2 separate regions of the Homo sapiens genome follow, and region 2 is linked to region 1. A link is a loop called in an ENCODE intact Hi-C map of the cell type or tissue named here. Cell type or tissue: heart left ventricle. All regions are shown on one strand.

Region 1 (8,000 bases):
AGATGTAGAGTGGAAATCGTTGGTCTTAAGACAGTTCCTCAGATTACCCCACAACCAATATGATGTTGAGAGTGCAATCAAGAGTCTGTATATATTCCTAGGACCCACCCAAAACCATGAAATCAGAATCACTGGAAATATATGTTTCTTAACAAAGTACAATAAGAGAGTCTTATGATCCATCCAAACTGAAAAAGGAAACCAGGCAGATTTGGTTGACTCTTGTTTTCCTGTTTCTATTCCCCTGAACAGATGAAGATCAAGAGGCATTCCCTACAACCTCAACAGAAACTCTTATTATTAAAGAAGACCACTCTACATGTGTGCATGCGCACACACACACACATACATACCCCACTAAGAATTAGAAGAACCTCCATTACCCCCATCAATTGCCTTCACTCTACATGTAGACAACATGTGAGAAGCAAAAGAGAGAACCATGAGATCACAGTCCTTAGGACATGTCCAGTGCTTGTGCTAAGACATTAATTCTCTTCCTTTCAAATAAGGAAATGGAGGGGTCTTTTCCCTTCCCCAAACCAAAGAAAAGAGATTTCAAAAATATCACTTGTCAAGACTACAAGTGCAAGACTACACGACTCAATTGCCAGTTGCTAAGAGGGCCTGGGACATTCTGCCAGTGTTGAGATCTATGAGGAAGAAATGGTGCTATAGGTTCAGCCAGATAGAGATCTCCCACAGGATGTGAGAGAACTGTGCAGCGTTCCATGCAAGTTTCAGCATGTTGACACTTGCTTCCTAAGACCATGAAGTGGCACTCAGTGTCAGGCAGAGGGATGGGAACTATGAGAAATCATGCAAGTGGCATCACTTCTCCACTCTTGCCAATCACAACCCTCAACACTAGAGGAGTTATACATTGATATAGGAAGATAATCTGGGTTCCAAGACAGAGCAAACCTCCTTGAGCCCTGCCTTCCTGCCCTTTCCCCTCCCAGGGATTGAAGGAGAGTGAAAGAGCATCCTGCCCACTCCAAGTATCTCAAGCCAAGGCCTACCTGGTACTAGTGGGAGAAAGGAAGATGACATTTAAGTGGGAGTGTGAAAGGTGTTTTAAACTGAATTTACATTAATTGAAACTGGCAGGAAAAGCCACAGAAGCTGCCAGTGGGTTGTTAAGGATAGAAAAAAAGTATTCGTTAAAATAAGTTTAAAAAAAAAGAGGAAAAATATAAAGAATACTTTTTCATATTAGTATCCTTGCTCAATATCCTGGTTACACACATAATATAGTCAGACATGACTATTCCTACCACATGTGAGTAAGGTACCAGTTCCAGATTCTCCAGTTACATAGAAATATTTAGGTCTGTAGCCCCAGATACTCAGGAGGCTGAGGCTGGAGGATCACTTGAACCCAGGAGGTTGAGGCTACAGTGAGCTGTGATCTTGCCACTGCACTCCAGCATAGGTGACAGAGCAACACCCTGTCTTAAGAAAAAGAAAAAAATATTTAGGTTACATACAAAGATGATTCAAAATAAGACTTACCTACAAGAAAGTTTGGATAATGTATCTGTAGCACAAAAATCAAGAATTTTGGAGGGAGTTGGTTTACATGCAATTCTGAATTTTTGTTTTGAAACAGGGTCTTTCTGCTGCCCAGGCTAGAGTGCAGTGGCAAGATTATGGCTCACTGCAGCCTCAACTTCCCAGGCTCTAGAAATCATCTCACTTTAGCCTCCAGAGCAACTGGGATTACAGGTGTGTGCCACCACGACAAAATATGCTTTTCTTTTCTTTGTTTTGTTTTTTGTTTTGTTTCGAGACAGGGTCTCACTCTGTGGCCCAGACTGGAGTGCAATGGCACCATCGCGGCACACCGCAACCTCTGCTTCCTAGGCTCAAGTGATTCTCCTGCCTCAGTCTCCTGAGTAGCTGAGATTACAGGCATAAGCCACCACACCTGACCAAGTTTTTCTTTTTTACATTTTTTGTAGAGATGGGGGTCTCACTATGTTGACCAGGCTGGACTCAAACTTCTGGGATTAAGTGATCCCCCCACCTAGACCTCCCAAAGTACTGGGACTATAGGCATGAGCCACATATCCAAATTTGTTAAACTGATAAATTCATCAGAATTTGTGAATTCTGATAAATTCACAAATTCTGATATACATTTATAAATTCTGATTAATTTTATTAGATTTAGCATATAATCGTACCATTAAGTATGTGGTTAAACTTAGCCTATGATCTTACCATTAAGTATGTGGTTAAAAAAACTATTATGGGCTAAAATCATGTTAAATGGAAAAATTTAGATATTTAGAGAGTTTATGTAACTCTAATCCTTACAAAAAGCAAATAATGTTGATGCAGCCGTTAAAAAGCAATGCAATCTTAGGCCAGGCCAATAAAAGTAGTTTGTAATTTCAACACAGGATTCATAGTCCCACTGCAGCCCAAACTAAGTGATCCCTCCCTGGGTAATCACATTTTAGGACAATCACGAACAGGTTGATTCTATCAACAGTAGAGTGACCAGACTAGTGAAGATTCTGAAGGCAATACCACATGTTGAGCAGATGAGGAAAACTCATGGGTTTAACTTAGGATCATAGTAGGACAATCATAACAGCTCTTTCATTGATTTGAAGGGTTGTCATATAGTAGAAAGGAAGTGCTGTCTTTTAATGCTCCAAAAAACAAGAACACAAAAAAAAGAAGTTAGCAAGGATGGCTGTAGGGTTGAACAAGCCTTCTTCCCCACAGTGGTGGTGGCAGTGGGCGTGTGCTAAGTTTCTCACGGCTGGGGTTTCCCAGCAAAGGCTCGCTGACCATCTGTCAGAGATGCAGCAGAAAGACTTCCTGCACCAGGTGGGAGAATCCAGTACATGATCCCCAGGTTTCCTGCCAGCTCTAAAAGCCTATGTTTCTAATTGGACCACATACACATGGCCTCCCTTCACCTTTCTCTCCCATAAATATGAAAAAATTCTTTTAGAACAATGTAAAGGTGGAACTTTGTTTCTATGTTAACACAAAAGGGAAAACGAAAACAGAGCATGATTCTCAAGGTGATCCAATCTATGATGGCATTATTCATGCGGTTGTGCTCCTTCACAGATTTTATTTTCCCCTTTTTCTTTCCTTTTCTTTATTCTTTGCTTGCCTTTTTTTTTATGGAGGAGGAGGAGGAGGAAAAGAAGACTGATCTGGAAATTGCAAGCTTCTATGATTACATGCATAGAAATCATATTTTGGTACACCACAAAATAGTGTCATGACTTTCTTTGTATATAAGTATTTCCATCAAAGTTAGTACGATAGATGGCATGTTTTGATTATTAGTGATTTTATATTTATTTGTATTCATGTGCCTCCATTGCTAAGGACATGTCTAGACCACTTTCAAAGTCTAGAACCTGGAATTCCTCAGTGCAACCTGTTTGGTTAAATGAATTGCAAATCAGCTTTATAAAACATATGTTTTTTTTCTTATTAGTATGTAAAAGTCTACAGATGCCTTAAAACATTTCATTCATGCCTAAATTGGCAGGAATTTTTTTATTCCTTTTGGTTAATACCCTTCTCCCTGGGGTTCATGCAGAACTAATGCCAAACTTACTCAATGTGGTTAGCTTATGTTTGTGCAACAAGCTTATCATCCACGATGAACACATGGCTTTTAGGCACAGAAATTAATCAGTGCTGGAGAGACACAGTGCTGGCATGGATTCCAGGCTGTCTGCTTGCATAAGCCTGCACTTGGGATCTATTACACAAAGCAGGATCCAGGATTACAGAGCACAGAATCCCAATCATAGATCTTTGCCAGCCTCAAACTTTGCAGAAAATGTCTAACTGTTTTTGGGGAAAAGAGTGAGAAATATGGGTGGATAGTTAAAATTGGGTTAGTAATATGCCTTTTATAGAGGGCTCATGTGAGATTCAAATAGAATATTACATGCAAAACACTTTAATAATGTATGCCTTTCTTCATTTAAAAAAAGGACTTGAAGTAGTTTACAGTGACACATAAATATGGCAAGGTACCATAAATTTGAAATAGATAAAGAAGAAAAAAGCACAGAGCCATTTAAGGTAGCCAAGAATGAGGCTAATGTAAGTCTTGCGTCCTTGTTCTTGCTTTTTGGCAAAATCAGATTTGATCATTTTATCAGTCAATATATGAAGATTTCAAATCAGTTCCATAGTGCCAATGTCCATATGATTAAATTGCTCAAGAGATGGACAGGTATTCCCTAGATTATGGTAGTAGGAAGTTTATTTTGTGAGTCTTCCAAAATAGAACACTGTCTATTACAGTGAACAACATATCCTTCTCAACAACTTAGTAACATTTTCAGAGCCCAACTATGCCATATTGTGATACATTCAAAGCCATCCTGGAAGATTCAATAATCCACACAAGGTTCACAGCTCTCTGCTGATTTGTCTTCATCCAGAATGGCAAGTACAAGGAATAATGAACTGGTTGCTGTGAAAGCATTTTATAAATTGCAGAACAGTATGTAAATGCAAGGCATAATAATTTTCATTATCCTCTTGACTTTGAAAGCCAGGTGGTGAACTTGACACTTAAGTAATCCCCAACAGGAAACCTAAAATACTAACAACAAAGAAGACGACTATAAGAAATCTTATCTTCCTTTTGTTTCTGTTTTGCTGGTTAACGCTTTTCCTTTCAAATAGGTATGACAGTTGCACATTAGTATCTAAACTGGGAGATCAATCAGTGATTGTTCAATTTGTGGAAAAGTAATTGTGGATTTTGCCATCCTTTTTTTTTTTTTTTTTTCTGAGACAGAGTTTTTCTCTTATTGCCCAGACTGGAGTGCAATGGCGTGATCTCGGCTCACCACAAACTCCACCTCCCAGGTTCAAGCAATTCTCCTGCCTCAGCCTCCCGAGTAGCTGGGATTACAGGCATGAGCCACCACGCCTGGCTAATTTTTTATTTTTAGTAGAGATAGGGTTAATTCCATGTTGTCAGGCTGGTCTTGAACTCCTGACCTAAGGTGATCCACCTGCCTCGGCCTCCCAAAGTGCTGGGATTACAGGCATGAGCCACCACTCCTGGCCGGATTTTGCCATTACTTTTAATGGCAAAACCACGATTATTTTTGCACCAACCAAATACAAACATCCTCTAAGGTAATGACTCTCTGAACTTACTGGATTTCCTGCCTATCGTAGACAGGCAGATTCTCATAGTAGGGAGAGATGATTTACTCATGCAACAAAAACACAACATGAAAAATCTAAAATATCAAATAATTTAAAATGTTATTTGCATATTTGAATGTGGGTATATGTAATATTTTAGAAAGCACCAGTAATTCAAACCAAAGACAGATACTGCGTAATGACATAAAAACTGACCTCTGCTATCAAAGTCTTTTGTTACAACTTCCTACTGAAAATGGTCTTTGTTACATTGAGTTTAACCCAAAATACATCTATCTGGCTCCAGTATCTTCCCTCTCTAAAGATACTATCTATTTTGCTCTCCCATTTATGAGGGGCAGAACAGAAGAGTTTTGTTTTGACACTTTTAGTTTATTAATAGTTTAGTTTTAAATTTAAAGTAACCGCCTTAAAAAATAAATAAAATAACTTTCTTGATTCCTGAATAGACAGAGAAACAAGAAATGTTTCTTAATTATTGATTAAATATTCTTCAGTCTCTACTATGAACCACAATTTCTTGTCATCACAGAAAACAATAATATTAAAAATAATGAAAACAATTTTGGACAGTTTACTCAGCCAGGCACCATGCTAAGTTCTTTATATGCATTACCTCATACTATCATCATGGCAGCCCTATGAAACTACCTGGGATCATTTCCATTTCACATATAAAAAATTAATTCCCAGAGACACTAAATAACTTTCCCAAGGCTACAAAGCTAGTTAGCTGCAAAGTTAGCAGTGCAGGTATATTGTGATTCGGGAGTCCAAGTTTTGAACTACAACAATATAGAGGTTTATTGCTTCCTGGCATAAACCCAGGAACAAATAGAGAGGCACAATGCATAAGTGGTAGGACATGAAGAAACAGAGGGGTAAAAGTATTTTGAGGCAGGACAGCAATTCCAGTATTCTTGGATTATAAAAGGATTTCGTGAAGGAAATTTCAGCCAAGTCCCAAAGAAGATACAAGACTTACTCTTCTGAAACAGCAGTGAGGAAGAAGGAAAGGGTATCCCAGATAGAGCAAACAGCATATTTCTACCATGCCTATAGACTAGATCTAAATTCAGCATAAAATACAGTACAGACAGTGGTAATGTGAAAAAGAGAAGCTAAACATTTCATTGTCTGTAAAGAAATTTAATGCATCATAAACATAATCATTGAAAACAAAACATAAGTCCACTAGTGAGAAAAATAAGAGGACATTTGATTATACTGAGATCTGGAGGCATAAATCATATTTAATTATTGTTCTCTTCTAGGATGTATATTACACATTGCTCTATTCTCCAGAGAGCTTAAAGGGCCTTCAAGGACTTTCTCACCTCCATCAGCTTATCCCCCAGTTTTATTTAGTAGTCTTATCCACTGACACTTGAAATATTGTTCTAATTAAAGCATCGGCTCTTTAGGGGTGCTGTGAAATTTCTCCTGGAAACACGCCCTCTTGTCTTTCTCATCATGAAACCAGGAAAAAGCTTGACGGACTCATCAAGTTTTGGGTCTCTTTAAAGCCTCTAGCAATTCATACCATAATCTTTCCTATGAATGATTGTCAGATATGGGATTATAAATCACCATGCTAGACCTAAAGGTTAGCTTTTTCAGCATTTTTTATGCTTTTCAAAATTTCCATAAGAAAATAAATGCTGAAGGATCAGCAAGCTAAACAGCTTGGACACCCACTGCTGCCACACAGGCGTGTGAAATGCCTCCATCTGACTCAGAATTAGAGATGTAAAATTGTCATCCAGCTCTGGAGTTGGAACTTGGCATTAAAAGTATTTATAACGTGTGTGAGTAGAAACTGTGGGCTTGGAAAATCACTGCTGGAAAACTGGAATTCTTAAAAGAAATTCTAACAAGCTAAAAGGGTTCTGGGCAGAATATGTAAATATGGAGGAAATAGTCCATCTGCTGGGATATCTCCCAATTACCTAAATATAGTAATAGCTATATTAGTCAAGAATGAATAATACCTTGTATGCTTATTTACACAGAAAAAGAATTCTATGTTTTATCTCGTGCTATTTTACACTGTTGAAATGCAATTCTTACTTTTCCTCTTATCAGTTGCCACCCTTTTATATTGACATATACCACAAATTAATTTATTCATTTAAGAAATATTTGTGACTACCATGAAGCAGGCAAACTCCTTAAAAGGGTGAGTACAATTTTGAAAATTGTGAAGACCCTAGAGTGGGACAGATATTGGTATATTCAAGAACACTGAAAAGAATCCCATGTCATTGTTTCTGCTTTAGTATTGGAAAGATTGTCATGAAATAAGGCCAATGAAGAGCAGAGCTAGATCTTAACAGCTGAATTCCTGTGTGGCTATCCTTACCTTTCAGGCATGTAACCCTTGAGACAAAATATAACCTGTTAATTAAGATAAAAATGTTTAAAGATTTTTTTAAGCTAAAAGTGAGAAGTTCTATCAAAATCCTGGTTGTTTTACATATACTTTTCCAATCAATTACATTTCAGATTTTGATTTACATTTAGAATGAATGTAATTTTGAAAATAAATAGTCATCTTTGCATGGTATAAGAGAGATGGCTATTCCTGTCATGGTGAGTTAGATCAAACATCACTAGGATTTTCAATTCAATATTTGAAGAACAATATACAGTGGCTAATTTTTTTTCCTTGGCAGTCAAACTTTTATATGGCCAAATAAGGTAATTTAAAATAAAACAGCCAATTACCACTTCTATCATTTCATAAAATGAAGGATAATTTTACAACAAGATTGGGAATGGTATTTGTATTAGTCAATTCTCATGCTGCTATAAAGAACTGC
Region 2 (8,000 bases), 140 kb before region 1:
AGAGGAAACGTTCAACAGCAGGAACTGATATTTACAAATTGTCTTGAACTCGAAATTGTCCTCGCTGGGAGCAGCTGTTTCCATTGGGAGCTGTTTTGGAACATACTGTTTGATTAAGTGGCCCCACTCTGCAATTCTCTCTTATTTTTATTGAGTTAAATTACACTGGAGGCACGGAGACTTCTTTAAACTCATAACATCTATTGTTATTTTTATTTAAAAGGATCATTACTCCATTAGGATTGTTACAGGTATTCATGGAAGTGTTCCCATCCTCTGAGAATATGAGAGACTTGTCTAGGTTAGAACAGGGAACAACTCATTTCCTTTTCACCTAAACCTTAGTCCTCTGGAAATCTTTTCTTTCCTGAGAAAACAGAAAAAACTTACACCAAAGTCAGAACCTCTACCATTAACTGTCAGTGATACTTACATTAAAAATACACTACAGTTCCTCCCATTGTCACTGCCTTACCAATGATATAACCCTTCCTCTACCTTTGGGAAAGTGGTGTTTAATTTAAATGTATATTGCAGCTTCACACTGATTATCTCATTTGGAACTCTTGTTAAAATTTATTTTTAAGATTCAAAAACTTGAATCTACCCAATCTATGTTTGGGTAGCGGAGATATTTTTCATCATCACTCTAGCACAAGATACAAAATAATTGTCTAAAGTACCAACATACATGAAATAATGTAGTTTTCCAATGCCATGTTCTCTCCTAACATCAAGCAAGTGGTTCACCGCTAATGTTACTGGTCTGGATAAAGCCTTTGCCTCTGATATACTTTAGATTAAAATATATAAATACTCAAATCAAGACACATGGAGCAAAAGGAATATTTTAAATTCCCCTTGATCTCTGAATTTCCCAAATTCAGGAACAAAGGGTAAAAACTACAAACGTCACAACACATTGTACTGTAGCTAGGTAGAATAGATGACTAATAGACACCTAAATGGTCTGTTAAATGACTAATGTAAAAATTGTCTTAAAATGAATGACATGATTGAAACTATAAATCCATCACAGCAGATCACAGATCAGTCACAGATAAATTGTTTAAGATCCAACTCCATGTTTGAGTCTGTGTGCATGTACATGTCTCTGTCTGAGTTTTGTATATGCTTAGAAATAAAGAACTAAAGTAATACAGACCTTAAGTACAAGTATCATTTTCTTTGTTTTTGCTTCTCCCAATTTTCTAAATTTTCTTTAATTACCTTGTGCTACTTTGTAATCAGAAACAAAATCAATTATAATTTTCAAATATTTTCAACATTTTAATAGGTTCTAATACATTTAGAATTTTCTTCTATATTACCCTTCTATGTTTCTACTTGCTTTCTTCACTAGTTGAAAAGACTCTAAATTAAGATGTCTCGATATAGCTGGAGACTTTGTGTTATTGTTCTCCAATAATCTGCTGAATTTTAGACAGACCAAGGTCATCCATGCCTTCAAATCTTAAGATCAAACCATTTGTATCAAACTAGTCAACATGAATAGAGTTTCTTATAAGCAAAGTGATTTAAACTAGGAGTACATTGTACTTCATTACATGCTGAATACTAATATATCTGAGTGTCTCTAGCCCCAAAGACAGAGAATTTGACTGGAATAAAAATAGGTAGTTTTCAATAATTTTTCTGATTTACTCAGGGATCTACAGGAAGAATGACATCGCTTTCAATAGCCGCATAAATTAAGTTATCCTTCCTGGTGACTTAAACACACAGGTTCAGGACAGTTAGAATAACAGCCAAAGTTAGAATTTGGGCTCTGACAAAAATTCCTTTTTCCTCACTCTAATTATTATATTTAAACAAGAAGTCAAACTGAATGTAAGAATTAATTTCAGAATTTAATGATTCTAATATGCAAATTATTTTTTCCTCAGTTTTTTTTGAATATTAATTATTTTTCTCAGATCTATATTGCATGTAGATTCAGTATATTATAGCACATTCAACACTTGATCGCCCTTTTTTATTTAACTAAAAATAAGATATGAGGCAATGACTGTAATCACATTAGAATCCAGCTCCCACAGTAGAGTCAGAGCAGTTTGAATTGATATTTGTGTCACTGTAAAAAACCGACTGCTTGTCACATCTACTGGTGTTAAACACAACATCTGGTTCAGTATAATTAGGTTTTCAAGTAAGTTGATGAGAAAATAAGCCTTGTGCACTTATCCAACTGGAGAAATATAAAGAATTTTCTTGTGATTGACATAAATATATGAGATAGATTTGAAAAAAATAGAGAATCACATCTTGAGATTTCCACGCTTTTGACACCGAACGTGACCATTACATATCACTTAGAAAGGGGAAACAGAACTCAAATTTTCTTTCACCACCAAACACACAGTCCATGATGACATTTTTTGCATGAGTTAGTGGAAGAGGGTCTCCTGTGGTTGGTCCTAATTGAGGGTTTGTATCAGAAAAAAAGAGCAATGAAGCCTGATGGCTTTGCTGATAGCAAGCGCAACCACACTGGCACAGACAGGACTCTGAAAGTAACTGAATCACTGAACGTAATGGTGTATGAGAGAGGGCAGGCATTTCTGGAGTTGGGAATTGGTCAGCTAGGGGAGATGAAGTTATGTGACCTGGCACTTGTCTCCTCTTCTTGTCAGGATCTGAATACTATCTCTGCCCACTCTTCTGGAAGAGTCCATCGCACAGCAGGTTACTTCTCACTCAGGGTACCTTTGTTACTGAATCTTTAGCTAATGGCTTCAGAAACTTTTAAAAGAAGAGTGCTTCAGCTGCCGCCTAAGGTTGTTGATGTAGCTCTCGAACATGTTGTCCATGTTGCTCCGAGTCGTCGTCTGCTGCTGCAGGAGGCTCCACTTGGTCTCCAGCATCTTGTTCTGCTGCTCCAGGAACCGTACCTTGTCTATGAAGGAGGCAAACTTCTTGTTGAGGGTCTTGATCTGCTCCTTCCCCTGGATGCGCACGGCCTGGATGTTGGGGTTCACCTCTAGGATAAGGGGGCTCAGCAGGCTCTGGTTGATTGACCGTGACTGCAGTGATCCCTCCCATGCCGCTGGCCCCACCATAGCCGCTGCCCAGGCCACCCCGAAAGCTGCTGCTGTCCACTCGGGAGAAGCTCGAGGAGCTCATGCGGGCACAGGGCCCACTCGTGCAGGAGCGGCTGCTGAAGGCCCAGGGGCCAGAGGTGGACACCTTGTAGGACTGTACCCCTCCTGCGCTGCCCCAGAGCCTGGGAGGGAGGCCGCCATGCAGTGTAGCACTGGGAACAGGAGACCCACCTGAAGCTCAGCCCTAGCCCTCAGCCCACCCGCAGGGGAGTTTACTACCTGGGGACCCCCCTTGCCGATGCCTCCAGCTACAAAGTTGCTTTTTTTTTGGTCCAAAATAAAACTTCAGCTAGCTCTGCCAAAAAAAAAAAAAAAAAAAAAAAAAAAAAAAAAAAAAAAAAAAAAAAAGAGTGCTTGTGTAGCCATCAAACATTAATATAATTCCAATTCTAAGAGGCAGGATAACTAGAGATTACTTTAGTGTAGGAAACCTTTGCTAGTCTCCTTTCATAACTTCATTCAGAAGTTATGTGCTAATTTCTGTTCCACTGGGCCATGCAGACATCAACCTACTTGTCCCCATGAGGAAGCAGTAGCAGAAGGGAAACTGCCACAGATGCTCCTTCCAAGGTAATATCAATCACCTCTTTTCCCTCTAAGAGAAGTAGTTTTGTTTTGATTTGGAAATAATTACTATTTTATGTCTCCTTTCCTAGGCTTACACAGGTGTGGAGCTATTTAACTTGAAATTTCATTCAGGGCTTTACTGGTTTTAACAGCAGTAATATGCACTTGAGATTAACAGACTTGAGCTCAAGTTCCAGTTCTAATGCCCCTTTTGGGATTTGGGAAATTAACCTCTTAAGCGTCAGTGTTTCTTTTTCTGCAAAGTAAGGATAATATTATTTACTCTGCCCAACTAATGGGTGGTTGCAAAGAGTAAAGAATTAAAAAAAATACACAAAAGGACTTTTTATATGTTAGCATTCTATGTATATGTTATTACTTTCCTCTTTACAATAAGATTCTGGGTTGGGATGTCAAGTTAATAATTTTAGATGTTCTTTAATTTGGCTCTAACAAAAAATAATTAAAATAAGTATAGTGGGACTTACTCTGTTTTTCAAGTGAAGAGACAGAGCTTTATGAAAATTAAATAAATTAAGGAAAAGTCACAAAGCTAATAGAGTGGATAGAATAAAGCACACATTTCAGTACATAAAAATGGACATTTGATGAAGCTTCACAGGAGCAAGTATGCTTGTAATGAAAATTAAATATTGTGAAATGCAAGAGGATTTATCTATATAAATTCATTGCCAGTTAAACAATTATATCCAGTGAATATTGATTGTATAACAATTTTAGTCTAGGAACAGCTTACTAGGTACGATTTTATTCTGTACTGGGTTCTTCAGCTTTGTAATACATTTCCTAATGATTCTGATGAAATCCTAATAAAAAGCAATATATTTGTGGATAAGAAGAGCTGAACAGGATAGTTTTAAAATTTAGAATCATAAATGTAAGCAACATCAGTAGGTTTAAATAATGAGCCAAAACTAAGTGGTATTTAAGTTAACAAGTACATTACCTGCTAAGTTTCAAACAACAAACTAAACAAGAAAAGAATATAGCAGTTTGTGTGAAAGAAGCACTTCATGCCACAGTAAAATTGATATATCAGTGGTGTGATTCAGATGCTGTAAAGCCATGGATACAATCTTCGACAGCTGCCCGTATTTGAAGCAGTACAGTATACTCGCGTTGAACAGATCAGAGAGGAAGCCTTCTGTAGTGATTAAAGACATAGACTCTGGAATTTGCTTGCCTGTTAAATACTGCCTTTGTGATTGTCTTCTAGTTGTGTGACTTTGGAAAGTTACTCAATCATCTTGTACCTTATGTCTTTGACTGTAGAATGGAGTCAATAGTAGTACATAACTTACTGAGTTATTGAGATTTAAGAGCATAGCCAAATGCTCAAAATGAGACATGGCCCAAAGTCAGTGGCCAGTAGAACTGTCAATATTAATTCTGAATCACAAACTAAGAAAAAGCACTTCCAACCTGAAATAGTAACAGACAAGGTAAGTAGGATGCATAAAAATAATATATATTGCTGTTTATTGAACATTGATTAAGCTCCAAACCACGAACAAAAGCATTTGTATTTAATCCTTTCAAAAATTCTGGGTGTTAGGTACTATTATTTTCCTTTTGCATATGAAGAAACTGTGAATTAGATAGGTTATATAACACAACCAATTAAGTATAGGTGTTTTCTTGGCTTTGAAATACCTTTACCTATTAAGTAATGCTTATTTGAGGATCAGCTGTCACAACTGGGGACATTTATCTTGGAAGAGCAGTGACCAAGTAAAAGCATACTGTCTCCTAACATTTGAAGGACTGTCAAGTACAACAGGGGCCTGACCTTGCCCAGCTAATAATGCAGTCCTACATAAAGATTCTAGAACAGGGTCCTAGTTCATCCCCTTATCTGCTGAGGCCTGGGTTTACTGCATTAACCTCTTATCTGAACTTCATACCACTAAGCTTTTCTTAGTACAATTCATCCTGCATCCTGTTATGAGATTAATTTTCCAAAAATACTACCGCTGTTATATCAGCCTCTAGCTTAAAACTCTTCAGTGCTTCTTCCATGGTATGCAGGACAAAGTCCAGATACCTTAACTTGGCATGCAAAATCTTTCATGATCTGGTTGCAACCCAAATCCAGAGTCATTACTTTTAGAACCAAAAGGTGCCTCAGACATAATGCTGTCCCATCCCATCAATATCAAATGAGAAAATAAATTTCCAAAATGTCACATGATTTATCAAGAACCTACAGCTAGTTAAGAGAAGAACATGGGTGAATAGCTAGATCTCTACACCATTATTATAAACAAGACATTCAAATCAACAATAATTGAAGTGAAGCAAAGTGCGTTGTCCTGCACAGCTCAGTGTTCTCCCCACATGGGTTTCTTTCACGCAGCCGAGAGAGAGGCTTATCTTTTCCTATCCTGTTATTAGTGTGTTGCTGTATTTTTCTTTGAACCTATAAATATGTCTGGACTGATCTTCTGAAACACATATATGTAACTACAGGCAAAGTCTAGTGAAATGCCACTGAGAATATCAGTGTCACTGAGCTTGTTTTGCTTTTTGCTTTTGTTTTATTATTTGTCATTGTTAACTTTGAGACTGTTGTAAGGGAGAAGAGGTATCCTTGTGGTAGTGGATGCTTCTGTTTAATTGCCAGGATATCTTCATGGTTGATAGTTTAGAGGGACAATTGTAGGGTCTGGAGTTAGACAGTTCAGTTTCAACACCTTGGCTCTGTCCAGTTCTAGCTATATGACCTGGGGCTAGTAAGTACACCTCTCTGAGTCTCTGTTTCCTAGGCCTCAACAGGAACTTTCTATCTTTTAGATGCTTGTGAGGTTTTATGAAAATAATGAACTGGAAACACCTGTTCAGCCTGTAGAGTTACAGCCACACCTCAAGAGGAAGTGGGGTACAAGGAGTCCAGCTATTCTTTGTAGCAGTCTTACTGTCAAACACCCAGTATAGGCCTTTGCACATTAACAGAGTAGGATAAAGACATGAAAAATGCAATATTTGAGGTCTGTTGTTTTTCTTTCGTTGGGAACCACTGTCATTTCTCTGAAGGTCCCCAACATTTGCAGCAGATGTGAAGCTCCAAGAAAACGCCCCCAGTCAAGCAAACCACAGCAAATGTTTTCTTAACTTCTTTATATACTGGAGAAAGCAAGATTTTGTGTCCTGGCAGCTTCCAGAAGCTCACCCTCCTCCTTCCCTTAGGAAGTGCTTCTGGCCACCTGTTCCCAAGGACCAGTGTTCATTCTATTACTAAAACCCAATCACAAGCAGGGCACCCCTGTAGGACTCAATTTTTAGAGTGCCTATTTTGAAAGATAAAACACATTTTTGTTAGGAGGCCCAGAGTGCTGTTCTCTCATTCTTTCAGAGCTTGCATTCTTTCTCTGTGATGTCTGGCATTTTTAGTTCTCCTCTTGTCCCTTTACCCTTTCATTTAACACATCACTCCTTGACAGAGGCTCACCTTCACTGTCAGGGAAGAATAACCCCAGGGCAGGCTGCTTCTCATCATCTTCTGTGGTGAAGAGGAAAGCAGAGAAATAATTTAGTTTTCCCATATCTCTTTATCCTCTTTGATTTTTCCCTTGCTTTGCTGGTTTCTAGACACTCACTGGGGTGGCCACAGACAATGCACAAGAGAATTTTTTTTTAATTTAGTTCTTTTCTTCTCTCTTTTCTTTTCTCTTCAAAATTTTTCTTTGTCCTTCGTATTATTTTCTAACCCCTTACTGTCAGAGTCTTCATTCTGTGCTAGGAATTGCGTATGGACTCACATTTCCATTTTAATCATAGCTTCCAAGGGTTGGAAGGGAAATTAGAGGTCAACAAGCCCAGCTCACACTGGGGCTCTGTCTTCAGCTCAAATAACAGTCAGCCATTTAGCCTTTCTTTGGATACCTCCAGTGTCAGGAAGCTCCCTGTTTTGCAGTGCAGCCCATCTCATTATGGGAGCACAACCATCATCAGAATTCTTGCTCATTTTTAGCTGTCATCTGCCTCCTGGTGACATCCAATCATTAGAGAGGTTGTCTTAGTAATGTCTCTGGAGCCGTACTGAATAAATCTATCACCTCCTAGACATGTTAGCTCTTCTCCTGTGCTCTTTTTATTCTGTGCCTTTAACTATTTCTGATATTGTATGGCTTCCTGCTTTGCCTTTAAGCTCTGGTGGAAACAACTTAGCTTACAACTGTTGTTTTCCTCCAAAATGTTGGAAACAAACAGAATAATAGGAACATAACTTTCTGTCACTGGAATAGCATTTTTGTTTCTTTTACTAATGCAGCCTAAGACCCTTTGCATTAT

The links. Peaks named below come from ENCODE experiments on the same cell type or tissue, not always from the same donor. Only the 100,000 strongest peaks of a DNase experiment are listed, where the experiment ranks them.
Region 2: it touches region 1 in a loop (4-fold over the local background); 4 of 110 quality-filtered maps call a loop at or near these places.

What each region holds. Positions count from the first base shown.
Region 1 is chr7:137,078,237-137,086,236 of GRCh38, forward strand. All of the region lies in intron 1 of LOC349160 (a long non-coding RNA gene), which reads right to left. Among named protein-coding and RNA genes, the nearest start is that of MIR490, 180 kb to the left of the region's middle. RefSeq lists a silencer at 2,738-2,930. In heart left ventricle, no CTCF peak of the experiment used is centred here; no DNase peak of the experiment used is centred here; H3K27ac peaks cover 4,581 bases.
Region 2 is chr7:136,935,494-136,943,493 of GRCh38, forward strand. All of the region lies in intron 2 of CHRM2 (cholinergic receptor muscarinic 2), which reads left to right. The region is part of intron 2 of LOC349160 (a long non-coding RNA gene); the gene reads right to left. It also overlaps the pseudogene KRT8P51. Among named protein-coding and RNA genes, the nearest start is that of MIR490, 36 kb to the left of the region's middle. RefSeq lists an enhancer at 543-712. In heart left ventricle, no CTCF peak of the experiment used is centred here; a DNase peak (open chromatin) is centred at 3,158; H3K4me3 peaks cover 782 bases; H3K27ac peaks cover 5,699 bases.